Linked DNA regions of Homo sapiens: region 2 is linked to region 1. Evidence: chromatin contacts called from ENCODE Hi-C data. All regions are on one chromosome and are shown on one strand. The core of a region is the stretch at or near the end of the contact, and the rest is flanking DNA. Distances in the headings are between cores, read along the strand shown. Region 1 overlaps LOC124904307 (a long non-coding RNA gene). Region 2 overlaps BCL2 (BCL2 apoptosis regulator).

The links. A loop is a pair of places that touch in the nucleus more often than their neighbours do. Pooled maps may share reads with other maps.
Region 2: a map with no recorded cell type shows a loop between it and region 1 (19-fold over the local background). The contact joins two enhancer-like sites. A Hi-C loop is called at or near these places in 3 of 37 single-sample maps with no recorded cell type and 2 of 50 pooled maps.

What each region holds. Positions count from the first base shown.
Region 1 is chr18:54,257,782-54,264,882 of GRCh38, reverse strand. LOC124904307 (a long non-coding RNA gene) reads left to right here. Exons shown (of 2, transcript XR_007066379.1): 2 at 3,722-7,101. Among named protein-coding and RNA genes, the nearest start is that of POLI, 8.2 kb to the left of the region's middle. RefSeq lists enhancers at 836-885, 2,671-2,730. Within about 2 kb of position 2,827, at least 5 of the 41 ENCODE cell types and tissues checked have a DNase peak (open chromatin) inside an H3K27ac peak, as active enhancers do.
Region 2 is chr18:63,157,378-63,163,837 of GRCh38, reverse strand. The region is part of intron 2 of BCL2 (BCL2 apoptosis regulator); the gene reads left to right. Among named protein-coding and RNA genes, the nearest start is that of BCL2, 160 kb to the left of the region's middle. RefSeq lists enhancers at 1,608-1,657, 1,858-2,147, 2,238-2,477, 2,888-3,007, 4,723-4,822 and 3 more. Within about 2 kb of position 2,642, at least 31 of the 41 ENCODE cell types and tissues checked have a DNase peak (open chromatin) inside an H3K27ac peak, as active enhancers do.

The sequences.
Region 1 (7,101 bases), core at 1,578-4,077:
AGTTGCTTCTCACTGTGGGAATTTACATTCTGATACTAAAAAACAAATGGTATGCATTTGCTGGAAAAGAAATTTAAGAAAAATATCCACGGCTTGGCGTGGTGGCTCACACCTACAATCCCAGCACTTTGGGAGGCCAAGGTGGGCTGATCACTTGAGGTCAGGAGTTCAGGACCAGCCTTGCCAACACAGTGAAACCCCATCTCTACTATAAATCCAAAAATTAGCTGGGCATGGCCCATAATACCAGCTACTCAGGAGGCTGAGGCAGCAGAATCACTTGAACCCGGGAGGTGGAAGTTGGCAGTGAGCAGAGATCCTGCCACTGTACTCCAGCCTGAGCGACAGAGACTAGGTCTCAAAAAAAAAAAAAAAAGAAAAGAAAAGAAAAGAAAAAGAAAAAGAAAAAATATCCACACTTTTATGGAGCTTATGAATTGCCCCTAGGGTGAAAAGCTAATGAGTCAGGAATAATTTGAAAAGCGAAGAGACTAAAACCAGAAAACACAGGCTTCAAAAGGTTAAAAGCAAACTATAATTATGCTATGCTGGCTGTAGTACAATGTACATGTCCTGCGGTATTTACTTACCTTTCATCCATGGGTCTCAAACCTTTTGCATGAACATTTCAAGTGTCCAAAGAAACCTTTTTTTTTTTTCCACCATCACATTGCACACCATAGCTGCAGATTGCAGTTTCAGGTTTACTCTGTGTAACCTAAAAGTATCTGCTGCACACCATGTGATTGGGGCTAAAAGAAGGTGTAAGAGACTGGAGTTTTTCTAACAGTCATCTTCTTGCTCTGACTTTTCTTTGTGGTGCTGTAAAAGTCTGATGAAAAGCCTGCATAGTCATTTCAGTAATGATATTTTAAATGTTGTTTGCCAGGGTGTGTGCTTAATGGACCTAGCCTCATCATTTTGGATGGAGAGAGGTGCAGACCAATATGATCACAATACAAGTCATTTGGTCCTAGTTTGTAAATAAAGTCTGCAAGGTTCAGCCATTGACAGAAAGAAACTACGTGGTGTCACGTAGAAGGTACAAGCAGATCAGTAGAGATCAGGTATACTGTTTTAAGTTTATAGACATTTAACTTTAATGAAACATTTTGTAAAGTACCTCTTTTTCTGATTGCAAAAGTAATACATTATTATTATAGAGAATTTGAAAAACATAGGACTTAAGAAAATGATGGAAATAATCTGTAATAATCCATAATCTTGATGCTCAGAAAACCATGCTTTAATCATTTTTTCACAAAGCATGACAAAAAGAAAGTTGCGGTTTTTTTTTTTTTTTTTTCCCGAGACAGAGTCTCACTCTGTCACGCAGGCTGGAGTGCAGTGGCACGATCTTGGCTCACTGCAACCTCCACCTCCCAGGTTTAAGCAATTCTCCTGCCTCAGCCTCCCAAGTAGCTGGGATTACAGGTGTGCACCACCATGCCCCACTAATTTTCTGTATTTTCCATGAATAAATTTGTGTATTTATTTACCAAACCACGAAAACCACTGTAAGATGCATTGCCTAAATAAATGACACAGAAAACGTTCTATCCATGTATTTGTTTTTAATGTTAATTCGAAGAACATGAATAAAGACAGTCTCAACTTCATCTTGGAAATGCTAACAAATTCAACTTAATAATCTCCATTTTTCTGGTTTGAGATTAATATAAACTCTCTATAAAGAAAAGTAATGCTTATATTTATAGGACTTTTTCTTACTGTTGCTTCAAAGACTTCATTGAAGTACTTATTGATCCTAAAATTACTGCTTCTGTGTCTACTTAAAAATTTTTTTTCTTCATATCCATTGTTTAAGAAATCTTACTAAAACAAAAAGGTATAAACCATAAAGTTAAAATCCTTCCTAATCCCCACTCCACCTTGAGGTGACCATTGCTAACAAAATTTGATACATTTAGGCTTTTATTTATAATATTCTTAGTATAAGGAAGACACAATGAAAAATATTCTAATTCACATGAGTGGGATCACACTATGTATACTATTTGCATTAGACTTTTTTACCTAGTATATCTTGAACACCATTTCCTTTCAGTGCACAAAAATGTACTGCATTCTTTTTAATGGCTACATTGTTTCACCAATTCCATAATCATGGACACTTATTTCTGATTTTTTGCTGTTACCAGTAATGCTGCAGTGAACATTCTTGTTCATATACCTTTGTGCCCTTCTTCATGGGTTTGATCCCACCCTTCCCTAAGACACATCCAATCTCCTAAAATTCTAGAATAATGTTATATTTTCCAAATTCTCCATCATAATCATGGATTACTTTTTCAATTAAAAAAATGAGGTACTGGCTGGATGCAGTGGCTCACACCTGTAATCCTACCATTTGGGGAGGCCAAGAAAGGAGGATTGCTTGAGTGCAGGAGTTCAAGGCCAGCCTGGGCAACATAACAAAATCCCATCTCTACAAAACTTTAAAAATTAGCCAAGCATGATGGTGTGTGCCTGTAGTCCCAGCTCCTGAGGAGTCTGAGGTGGGAGGATTGCTTGAGCCTAGGAGGTCCAGACTACAGTGAGCTATGATCACGCCACTGCACTCCAAACTAGGCAACAGAGGGACATTGTTTTCCAAAAACAAACAAAAAATGAGGTACTTAAAAAATTACATTAAAGTTAGATGTCTATAAATTTAACACAGTGTGCCTGATCTATGTTAATCTGCTTGCACTTTCTGTATTACATCAAGTAGTTCCCTTTCTCTCAATGACTGAAACTTGCAGACTTTATTTACAAGCACATTATGACACATGAGGCCTGTCGGGTCTACCTCCAAATGTTCTCTCAAATCCCTCTACTTCTCTGTGTCTGTACTGACACTACCCCCACCCCCGCGCCCCAGCCCACATACATACAGTTATCTCTGGTTTGGCCTGCTGTACTGGGCTCCTAGTATCTGCTTTTTACAATCTGTGAGCCTTAGGACAGCCAGAATAATATTTTAAAAATGTAATATCTAATTTCCTTTTCCTGCCAAAAATCCTTCAAAGGCTTCCTACAATACCTAAAGTAAAAATCAAACCCTTTACTCGCCATGGTCCTCAAGGCCCTGATGGAGCAGGCTCCATCTCTTCTCTACTTCTCATAGCAAGTGACCATCTTTTCCTACACTTGGGCTACTCTAGCCCCTTTTTTTTTCCTTTTTTTCTTTTTTTTTTTTTTTGAGATGGAGTCTTGCTCTGTAGCCCAGCTAGAGTGCAGTGGCACGATCTTGGTTCACTGAAACCCATGCCACCTGGGTTCATGTGATTCTCCTACCTCAGCCTCCCAAAGAGCTGGGATTACAGGCGTGCACCACTATGCTTGGCTAATTTTTGTATTTTTAGTACAGATGGTGTTTCACCATGTTGGCCAGGCTGGTCTCGAACTCCTGACATCAGGTGATCTGCCTGCCTCAGCCTCCCAAAGTGCTAGGATTACAGGCGTCAGCCACCACGCCCAGCCTCTAGCCCCTTTTCTATTCTGGCGACACATATTAGTTGTGGGTTGGATACCCAGAGGCCCAGGAGAGCCAGTGGTATAGTTCTAGTCTGAACCAGAAGGCCTGAGAACCAGGAAAGCTGATGATGTAAGTTCCAGCCCAAGCCTAAAACATCAGGTGAAGACTGATGTCCCAGCTCAAAGACAGTCAGATAGAGGGTGCAAATTCTCCCTAACTCAACCTTTTTGTTCTATTCAGGTTTTCAATGGATTGGACGACGCCCATCCACCGTGGGGAGGGAAAACTGTTCTACTCCATCTGCTGATTCAAATTTTAAGCTCATCTACAAACACTTCAAAGATACTCCCAGAATAATGTTTAACCAAATATCTGGGTCCACCATGACCTAGTCAAGTTGATACATGAATTAACCATCACAGGACAATTTTCTGCCTCCAAATCATTCTGAAGTTTGGAACGTTTTTCACAGAACTGGTTTGTTCTCTTTTTTGAGTTCTCTGTTCAAATGTCAACACCTCAGACTGACCTTTCCAAACTGCACTGACTCAGAAGGCCTCCCCCAGAGTTACCACATTCTCTCATATCTTACTGAGTTTCGTTTATAACACTTATCCCAATATGTAATTATCTTATTTACATCTTACTTGTTTTTAATGTCTCTCTCTCCTATTAGAACATATTAGGGTGGAAAACGTGTATGCCTTGTACTTTAATAGAATCCACCAAAAATATACTTGCGGTAAATAAATATTATTTATTTCTTTTTTTTTTTTTTTTCAGATGGAGTCTCATTCTGTCGCCCACGCTGGAGTGCAGTGGTGTAATCTCTGCTCACTGCAACCTCCACGTCCTGGGTTCAAGCAATTCTCCTGCCTCAGCCTCCCCAGTAGCTGGGATTACAGGCACATAACACCATGCCTGGATAGTTTTTTGTATTTTTTTAGTAGAGACCGGGTTTCACCATGCTGGCCAGGCAGGTCTCGAACTCCTGACCTTGTGATCCGCCTGCCTCGGCCTCCCAAAGTGCTGGGATTACAGGTGTGAGCCACCCCGCCTGGCCAACAAATATTATTTCAACATCAGTGGAAAAATTGACACCTGAATGATGTCAGATTTAAAAGACTGTTATAAACAAATTTTCCTTACCAAATTCCAAACACTATATGTAGATAAGCCCTCCTGTAGGAAGGCTAATCTCCCCCTTTCCTAATCTCCCCCTTTTTGCTGGTGGGCTAGACATAGTGACTGGTTGCTGAAGAATAGAGTGTAGAAGGAGAGGAATATGCTGGGTGCAGTGGCTCACGCCTGTAATCCCAACACTTTGGGAGGCCGAGGTGGGTGGATCACCTGAGGTCGGGAGTTTAAGACCAGCCTGACCAACATGGAGAAACCCCGTCTCTACTAAAAATACAAAATTAGCCGGGGTGGTGGTGCATGCCTGTAATCCCAGCTATTCGGGAGGCTGAGGCAGGAAAATCGCTTGAACCCGGGAGGCAGAGGTTGCAGTGAGCTGAGATCGTGCCATTGCACTCCAGCCTGGGCAACAAGGGCGAAACTCTGCCAAAAAAAAAAAAAAAAGGAGAAGGAGAGAAATAGGGCCGGCCGCAGTGGCTCATGCCTGTGATCCCAGCACTTTGGGAGGCTGAGGCAGGTAGATCACTTGAGGCCAGGAGTTCGAGACCAGCCTGGCCAACATGGTGAAAACCCATCTGTACTAAAAACACAATAAATTAGCCAGGCACAGTGGTGTGCACATGTAGTCCCAGCTGCTTAGGAGGCTGAGGCAGAAGAATTGCTTGAACCCGGGAGGTGGAGGTTACAGGGAGCAGACATTGCACCACTGTACTCCAGCCTGGGTGACAGAGCAAGACTCTGTCTCAAAAAAAAAAAAAAAAAAAAAGAGAGGAATAGTAAATTTATAGTGGAGAAATCTGCAGTCACTAACTTAACCAAATAACCACATGGATGTATCCCTTATTAAAGGTAATCGAAAGGGCACAGCGTTACTTCTGTGGAATTCTTGCCCAAAATGCATAATCTCAATCAAATCATAAGAAAACATCAAAATTGAGAGGCATTCTACAAAACCAATAATTAACCAATATTCATCAAAAGTGTCAAGGTCATAAAAGACAAGATGTTTATAGAAATACATTAATTTTGGTTTCTACTTAAATTTTATTTTTTAAAATAATTGTTTTAGAGATGTGGCCTTGTTAGTTGGCCAGGATGATCTCGAACTCCTGACCTCAAGTGAGCCTCCTACCCCAGCCTCCCAAAGTCCTGGAATTACAGGCATGAACCACTGCATCCAGCCATGTTAGTTTCTTAGTTTTGACCAATGCAACAGCATGGTGATGTAAAATGTTAACAACAGGGGAAACTGGTAAGGCGTTTATGAAAACTCACTTTATTATGTTTGCAACTATTCTCTAAACATAAATTTATTCCAAAATAAAAAGTTTATTTAAAAAAGTCACAAACCAGAATCTAAATAAACCACAGTAGTTTTTTCAAGGCTTCACAAATAAGAGAAGAAAAAACTAAAGTAGAAAGTCTCTCTAGAGGCCAGGTTCCGTGGCTCTGGCTCATGCTTGTATTCTCAACACTTTTGGGGTAGGCAGGCAGATGCAGGATGGGCAGTGGAGGCAATGGTGTCCTGAGATGGGAGGTTCAGCTGAGCTAGGGAAGGTCAAGGCTGCAGTGAGCCAAGATTGCACCATTGCACTCCAGCCTGGGCAACAGAGTGAGACCTTGTCAAAAAAAAAGTTATCTAGAGAAATACTCATATGTTGCTACTGGTACTCAAAAGTGTAATATAAACCCTACCTTTTAATGTTACTAACATACACATATTTGATAACTACTATCCTCTGAATTGTTTAAAACTTTTTTAAACCTCTTAGGTCTCAATTATTCTTTTTCATTTCTGTCACCATGCTTTAAAATCTTTAAACGATGCTATCATTAGAGTTAATGCCTATGTAGTGTTTATAATTGAAGAATATTTTTGAACAGATTGGTACCAAACAGACAATTACTGCTGTTGAAATAATCACTTCTTTAAAAACTTTGTACGTAAGATGATTCTTACTTGTCTATAAGCTTTGGCTTATTTTTCTTTTGAATAAATGCCAGAAAGATTATTAAGAAATCAATGGTAGGCCGGGCACGGTGGCTCACATCTGTAATCCTAGCACTGTGGGAGACCAAGGTGGGCAGATCACTTGAGGCCAGGAATTCGAGACTAGCCAGGCCAACATGGTGAAACCCCATCTCCACTAAAAATACAAAAATTAGCCGGGCATGGTAGCATGCACTTATAATCTCAGCTACTCAGGAGGCTGAGGCATGACAATTGCTTGAACCCAGGAGGCAAAGTTGCAGTAAGTCAAAATTGCGCCACTGCATTCCAGCCTGGGTAACAGAGTGAGACTCTGCCTCAAAAAAAAAAAGAAAGAAAGACATGGTAATGAGTACCTGACGAAAGAATTCACAAATTCTGTGAAGGCCGAGGAATCTCCTATCCATCTGAGGATAACATAAATGGAACGTTAGCTATAGAGTCTTCTGCCAGTGTCTGAAATGGTTCCTATTATAAGGTAGCAACTATTCAA
Region 2 (6,460 bases), core at 1,393-3,892, 8.9 Mb before region 1:
TATGTGACTTTGGACAACTTCCCTCCAATACTTTGATCTCCTCATGTGTGAAGTGGGGAATATAATAGTGCCTACTTTTTAAAGTCACTATGAAGTTTAAGATGAATGGATATTTGTTAAGTGCTTAGATCAGTGCTTGTACACAGTGCTATATAAATGACTATTGTTGTGTGTTTTTTTTCATTTTACTGAATATCCAATACATTATTCCTCTCCACATAACTTCCTACTAGGATAAAAAGTAAAGTTTCTCTTTCAGGCAACATGCAATCAAATTTAACAGCTGGCCAAAAGTTTAGTAAGACCTTGCTTATTACACCTTTTTGGCAATATTAAAATAATATTTGTTTCAATCTAAAGGTTGCTTCATCTGCTGTTATAGGGCTAGGCACTGTGGGGCCAATAGGAGTGAAATATGTGATACCCCTCCCAAAAGAACTTGCAATCAAACAATATTGGAAAATATAAGAAGTGATATATTAGGTAGCAAAACAAAACTGAAGAGCAGATGTGATGAACTATTGGAGAAGTTTAGGAGATGTAGACATTAGTGACAGCTTGAATGGTCAGGTGAGGAAGGTAAGGAGATTTTCAGGTGGGATGAGCTGAGCTGGAAGAATGGGTTAAGATTTGGGTGATGAAGGTAAGAGTGCTCCCAGAAGGTAAAGATACAGACAGTGGTAAGGAAGGGTGGCCAGCCATGGTGACTCACACCTGTAATCCCAGCACTTTGGGAGGCCGAGGTGGACCAATGACTTGAACCGAGGAGTTCAAGACCAACCTTGGCAACATAGCCAGACCCCATCTCTACAAAAACTAGCCAGACATAGTGGCACATGCCTATAGTCCCAGCTACTCAGGAGGTTGAGGCAAGAGGATCACTTGATCCTGGGAATTCAAGGCTGCAGTGAGCTATAATTGCGACTGCACTCCAGCCTGAGTGACAGAGCAAAAGTTTCTCAATTTAAAGGAAGGAAGGAGGGAAGGAAGGAGGGATGGAAAGAAGGAAGGAAGGAGGGAAGGAAAGAAGGAAGGAGGGCAGAGTTTGGGGGTTTGGGAGGGTGAAGGCATGGAAATGAAGGCTCTGGTGTCTTCCTTGGAGGAGCAGTGAGGATGCTGCCCTAGTGGTAGCCAAGGATTAATTGTGCCAAGAGCATAGATGGTGCTAGAAAATCAGGCGACAGTAGCTGGATTATGAAGGTCTTCACAAAGCAGGCAAATGAGTTCAGATTTGGTTTAATAGAAAATAGGAAGTGAGAAAGAGGTAAGAAACACGATCTAGAATGCTGGCCAGCTGTGTCACCCGCGTGCCTGCCTGCACCAGTAGTGTCCCCGAGCTGGGCCTGACACCATTCTTTGGTGATGGTGGAATAAAGGCAAGTTGAAGAAATAAAAACATGTTCATATATGTGAGTTCCCAAGACAAACCACAGCAGATCCCAGGAATGTGTTTCTGATTGAGCAATGAAGACGTGTTGGTGGGGTTTTGGTTGGGGTGGGTGTGGGTGTCATCTCTGTTTCATGAGGTCTAAATTTCTACTGGCTCAGAAAAAGAACTTTGAGCAGTTTTTTGTTTATATGGGTCATCATCGTCTTCAATTTTTGTGGAGTTTTCTCAGAGCTTCTTGATGGTCTGCTAATACTAAAATAAATATATTAGGCCTTTTGCCTGTCTCTTCTTTTCTGTCACTGGGTGATGGCCTTTGTTTCCTCTAATGGACACATTCCAGATTTGAGTGCGGAGCGGGCAGTCCCTGGCTGCTCATGTCTGACATCGTTCCCTCCCTGTGTAGCAAAGGGAAATCAACAGCACGTGGGAGGGGGAATCTGTGTTCTAAGAACTGCTTTGGTTTACACATCTATAGATAACACTCAACCAGCACTGCAGGTCACATGGACCGGCTGGTGAGGCTGAGGATGAGTCACTTTTAAATTACTCATAGAGAAAGAAATATGTTTCTGAAAGCCAGAGTGGTTGGCTTACACATGGAGGTAAGAGAGAAAGCAGGCAGCTTCATAAAGCACTCAGACCTCCTGTGACAGCTGACGTGGTGTGTAGTGCGTCAGGTGGGAAGACGGGGCCCTGCGTCCTCAGCAATGTATTTGGAGGTGAGGCTTTTTGTTGATGGGAACCCCTGTGCTGGGACTTGGGGGTATTTAGGATACATTTCCATCTAGCTAGACTTTCTCTTACAGTCCCACTTTGTAAATGGCCCTAGGACCCTTGATTAACTTTCAGTAACACAGTCTAGTGGTGAACACCAAGCCATCTGAGGCTGAAATATGGAGAAGTATGTCAGTCCAACAGAAGGTCAGATGGGGAGGGGCGAGGGAGCTTTCAGAAAGTCTTGGAGTACAAGGGCCTCAGCTGAGCCTCGAAGGTCTTCATTCGTTGCAAAGAAGAAGGAATTCTGTCCCAAGCGAGATGGAAAGATCATCTGAGCAAAAAGAAAGCATCAGTGACAGAGGCTGCAACTTCATTTCACTGGCTGAGTCTAAATTTTTTTCACAGGAAAAAATATACAGAAGACAAGAGAACAATCACCAAGGAAGCCCAAGGCACTGCTTACTAAATTGGTCCAAGGGGGGGATTTCACCAAATGCAAATGAACAAAGAACAATACATGTGACTCAAAATATCCGTTATGCTCTTAATACTTACGAGAGGGTGTGAGGCAGGGAGGTGACCTTTTCAAGGGTTGAAAGCTGTCAACTTTTCAACCACATTGTTTTCATTGCTGGGAGATTGAAGACAGGATCACCTCAGGGTACCATTTTGGAAAAGTGATTTAAAAAAAATTAAAAACTCCTTCCTGCATAATGTTTTGGGACATTTTGAATTGTTTTTGCCGTGAAGACATAGAATTCAGGTGTCCAGGAAATACTGCAACCTTTTATGAGAAATGAATACCCAGAAGTCTAGAGCTGCCTGGCACTCACTCTGGCAGGTCTTCCACCTCTGGTCCCTCTCCAGCAGAAGGGCTAGTGAGCAGTTTAGGACCCCTGGAGCAGGGGTACCCTTACCCCCACCCCAAAGGAAGCGATGTGGCTTTTTTCTCGCAGCCCCGCCCCCATCCCTTTGACAGGTCACTAGAACAACAGAGTGCCCAAGTGGAGACAGGGAGGAATGTGATGGTTGGAGGGACCTAAAAATAACCATTTTTCCCTCATCCTGAATGTGCTACCCTGGGCCAGACATTCCCTGAAGGGCTCCTCTGAAATCTGGGAAACAGGAAATGCTAAGAAAATCTCTAATTTGCCTGGTCATGTGAACTCCTCTCGGTGTTGAAACAGAATTTTGGAAGAGGGGACTCTGCACTGTGGTTGAGCCCTCCTAATCAGAGAACATTTGCCCCTATGAGAATATGGTGGATGTGACTATTCAGCCTCAACTTCCCTCTTTCTAAACATGTAAACTCTGATGCCTAAAGAACAAAACCAGAAAAGAAACCCACTCGGTCTTAGTTGCGTATCTGAGTGCCGACAGGGCGGCTGAGAGGGGCCCACGTGCCTGTCGCTAAAAAGCCCCTTTGGCATTTCATAACAGGACCCAATCCCGCAGACTTGTCTGTGCAGGCTCACGCACCATCTTCAAAACCTTTACTACCTGTATTTGTAGTAGATGATTAATGATTAGGCTTTCTTCCCACACATTTGGCTTTGATAATCTCCACTCAAAAATATTCAGATGCAAATAATTTAAAAACAAAGTGGCTCCAAGGGCTCTTTCTGGGAGGATGGAAATGCTGCATATCTTGATAGGGGAGTGAGTTAAAGGGATGTATGCCTTTGTCAATATTCATAAAACTGTACACATGATATATTCATTTTGTTGTATGTAAATGATACTGAGAATGAAAACTCTTAAGATAATAAAGTGGGTTGAGTTTGGAAACCAGAAAAAGTGGACACGATGTAAATGACCCCGCTGAAAACGATTCGAGTTGGCCAGCAGAAACTAAGAAATGCGTACGCGTGGGCAGTCCCCACTGTGCGGGGAAATCTTTGCAAGGTGAGCAGATTCAGCTCAGCTCATAGAAACTCCAGCTGATTCTGCACATTCATCTGTGTTTTTGTAGGTGTTTTTGGTGTCTTTGTGTCCATTTCTGTTTGGCTCATTTCCCTACTCAATTGGATTTTGACTTCTATTTCCTGAATACAACACCCCCGCAATACCTAATATCCCAGGCCTGTGAAAAGTGAATGCCTAATAAATGTCCACTCACTCACTGAGATGGACTGCTTCTCCTGTCTCTGTTACATTCTATCAAAATTAGCCAGTGCATTTGGCCCTAAATGCATTTGTAAAAATGGAAAGTAAAAGGAGAAACATTCATACTTGTACTAGTTTTGAGAAAATTCCCAGTTATCTCTGCTTCTAAAAGAAATCCGTTTCAGAACTTTTACTTGGGAAAAATTGCTTTTGCCTAACAGGAAAAATAAAACATAGACTCCAGACGCAGTGATGTTCGTGTGAAATTAAGAAAACAGAGTTAATGTTGATGTCTTAGTGGAGGCGAAGGTACGCTTCCTTTCTCTCTTTTTCCCCCTTTTCAAGGCAAATCAGAAGACCGGGTGTGGAAATTCCTGCAGGTTTGCTCTGTGTCGGTTTGCACGTTTGTAGATGGAGTTTCATGCTTTTTCTCACTAGTCAGTCTTTTTGTCATCATCTCATCTTGAAACTAGAGAGGAAGGGAATGGAAGGGCAAATTGCTAATATCAGAGACCTCTGGAAATTCCCCTTTTATGGTACATGAGTATTTAAGAACAGTTCTCTTTCAGTTGTGTTTTTGTGATTTTGGTGACACTCAGTGGGCCCAGCCCTGCCTCTAGTCAGACTCCAGTGTCCTTCAGCAGCTCTCTAGGGCATGGGCTGGAGGCAGTGGGATGGGGGGTTAACGTGAATTGCACTGCTTTGGAAAAACAGCCCAAGAGAGATCCTTTTTTTAAAGTAGATAACCTGAGCATAAATCTATACTCACATGATTTTTAAAAATTAACTTATCTAGCATCTTTTATAAACTGATAAATCTCTCATGAATTAATGACTCACCAGTGCCTAAATGGTGGGCAGACAGGCGGCGCTATAAATTTCTCTTGGCATTTTGTGTGTCATTATATATGATAAGTTCCAGTAATGGCCTGGCTTCATTGAAGGTTATTTTAAAGGAAGAAGCTTTTTATCCCACATGGTTTCAGGCAATACCTTATTGAAGATGACTTAGACCTTGGATTCTGGGGTTGGAACAGGCTTGTGTCCACTGCCTAAACAGGGCCAGCACAGCTTCGTGGGGGGCCTCTGGAGGAAGGGGCCCCAGGAAGGAGTCAGGTCTTTCTGCTCACTGGCTGTCAGGCTGCCTGGGGGTCTCGGAGGGTCCAGAGCAACTGATGGCTGGTGTGGAGGAGAGCGTGTGACAGCCAGTCCCAAGGCCAGGCTATGAGAGACTATGCTAATTAGTGAAGTCCCTGGTAGGGCCAGGTCACTCGGCCACCAGGTAAAAAGTACCAGGTTATTTCTGCCTTGGCAGAAGGAGAAGGTGCATGAATATTACTCATTAATACGCCTCAAGGAACCACTAGGTTAGACAACAAAATACCTTCTGCATCCACTCCCCTATTACTTCCTCACTCCCCAAACATCCTTTCAGTCTGCTCCTCCAGCTTGAGAAACCAGGAGGGTCTTCCTACCGAGTGGTGCCTCCCGAGCCTCTGGGGTACAGCTTGTGACCCTCCTCAATCAAATGAATCCCAGGGTTCCAGGCCAGGTGAGTATAGATGGACTTGGAGCTTTTCTTATGAAATGTCTTGAGCTGAGTTTCTTTTTCCTGCTACGCCGAACTCTGTATATGTTTGTTTTTGTTCTAATTTTGGCTTCAGAAAAAAAAAAGAAGAAAAGAAAAGAAAAAGAATGTTTGGGTACAGTGTAAAAGTTTTCTCAGATCCAGATTGGAAACTCCCTCATCACTCTGAAACCGGACAGGTGCTGAGCGGTATTTGTTTCTCTGTCAATAAACAGCACGTACTTGGCCTAGACATAAACTCCTGCGGGAGCAGTGGTGCACATGGGCCTATTTCAGTGTTTGGGAAGGACTGAAGGGCCCTGAATTAGGAGGAAGGTCTGCTTCTCACCCCTTCTCTTTTGATCTTCTGATAGAGACCACATAGTGTTCTCTTCATGGTATTTTGATGGCATATGGCGTATAAACACAGGTGTGACCTTTACACAGTGCACTGCGTTACAATTATAATAAGTGAGAGGAGATAAAGCCAGCTGGAGTTTAAGGTTAACGCTGAAAACAGCGAACGCTAATTTTCACTGAAAACAATGTCACAGAGCAAGGCGTAGGTGCCCCTTTTCAACTGCCGCGTGCATGGTTCTATGAACAGCCCCAGGTGAAGGGTTTCCATGAAATAAGCCACCTCCTGGGGTACAGAAATACTTAGTGATGCATCCTCTGAG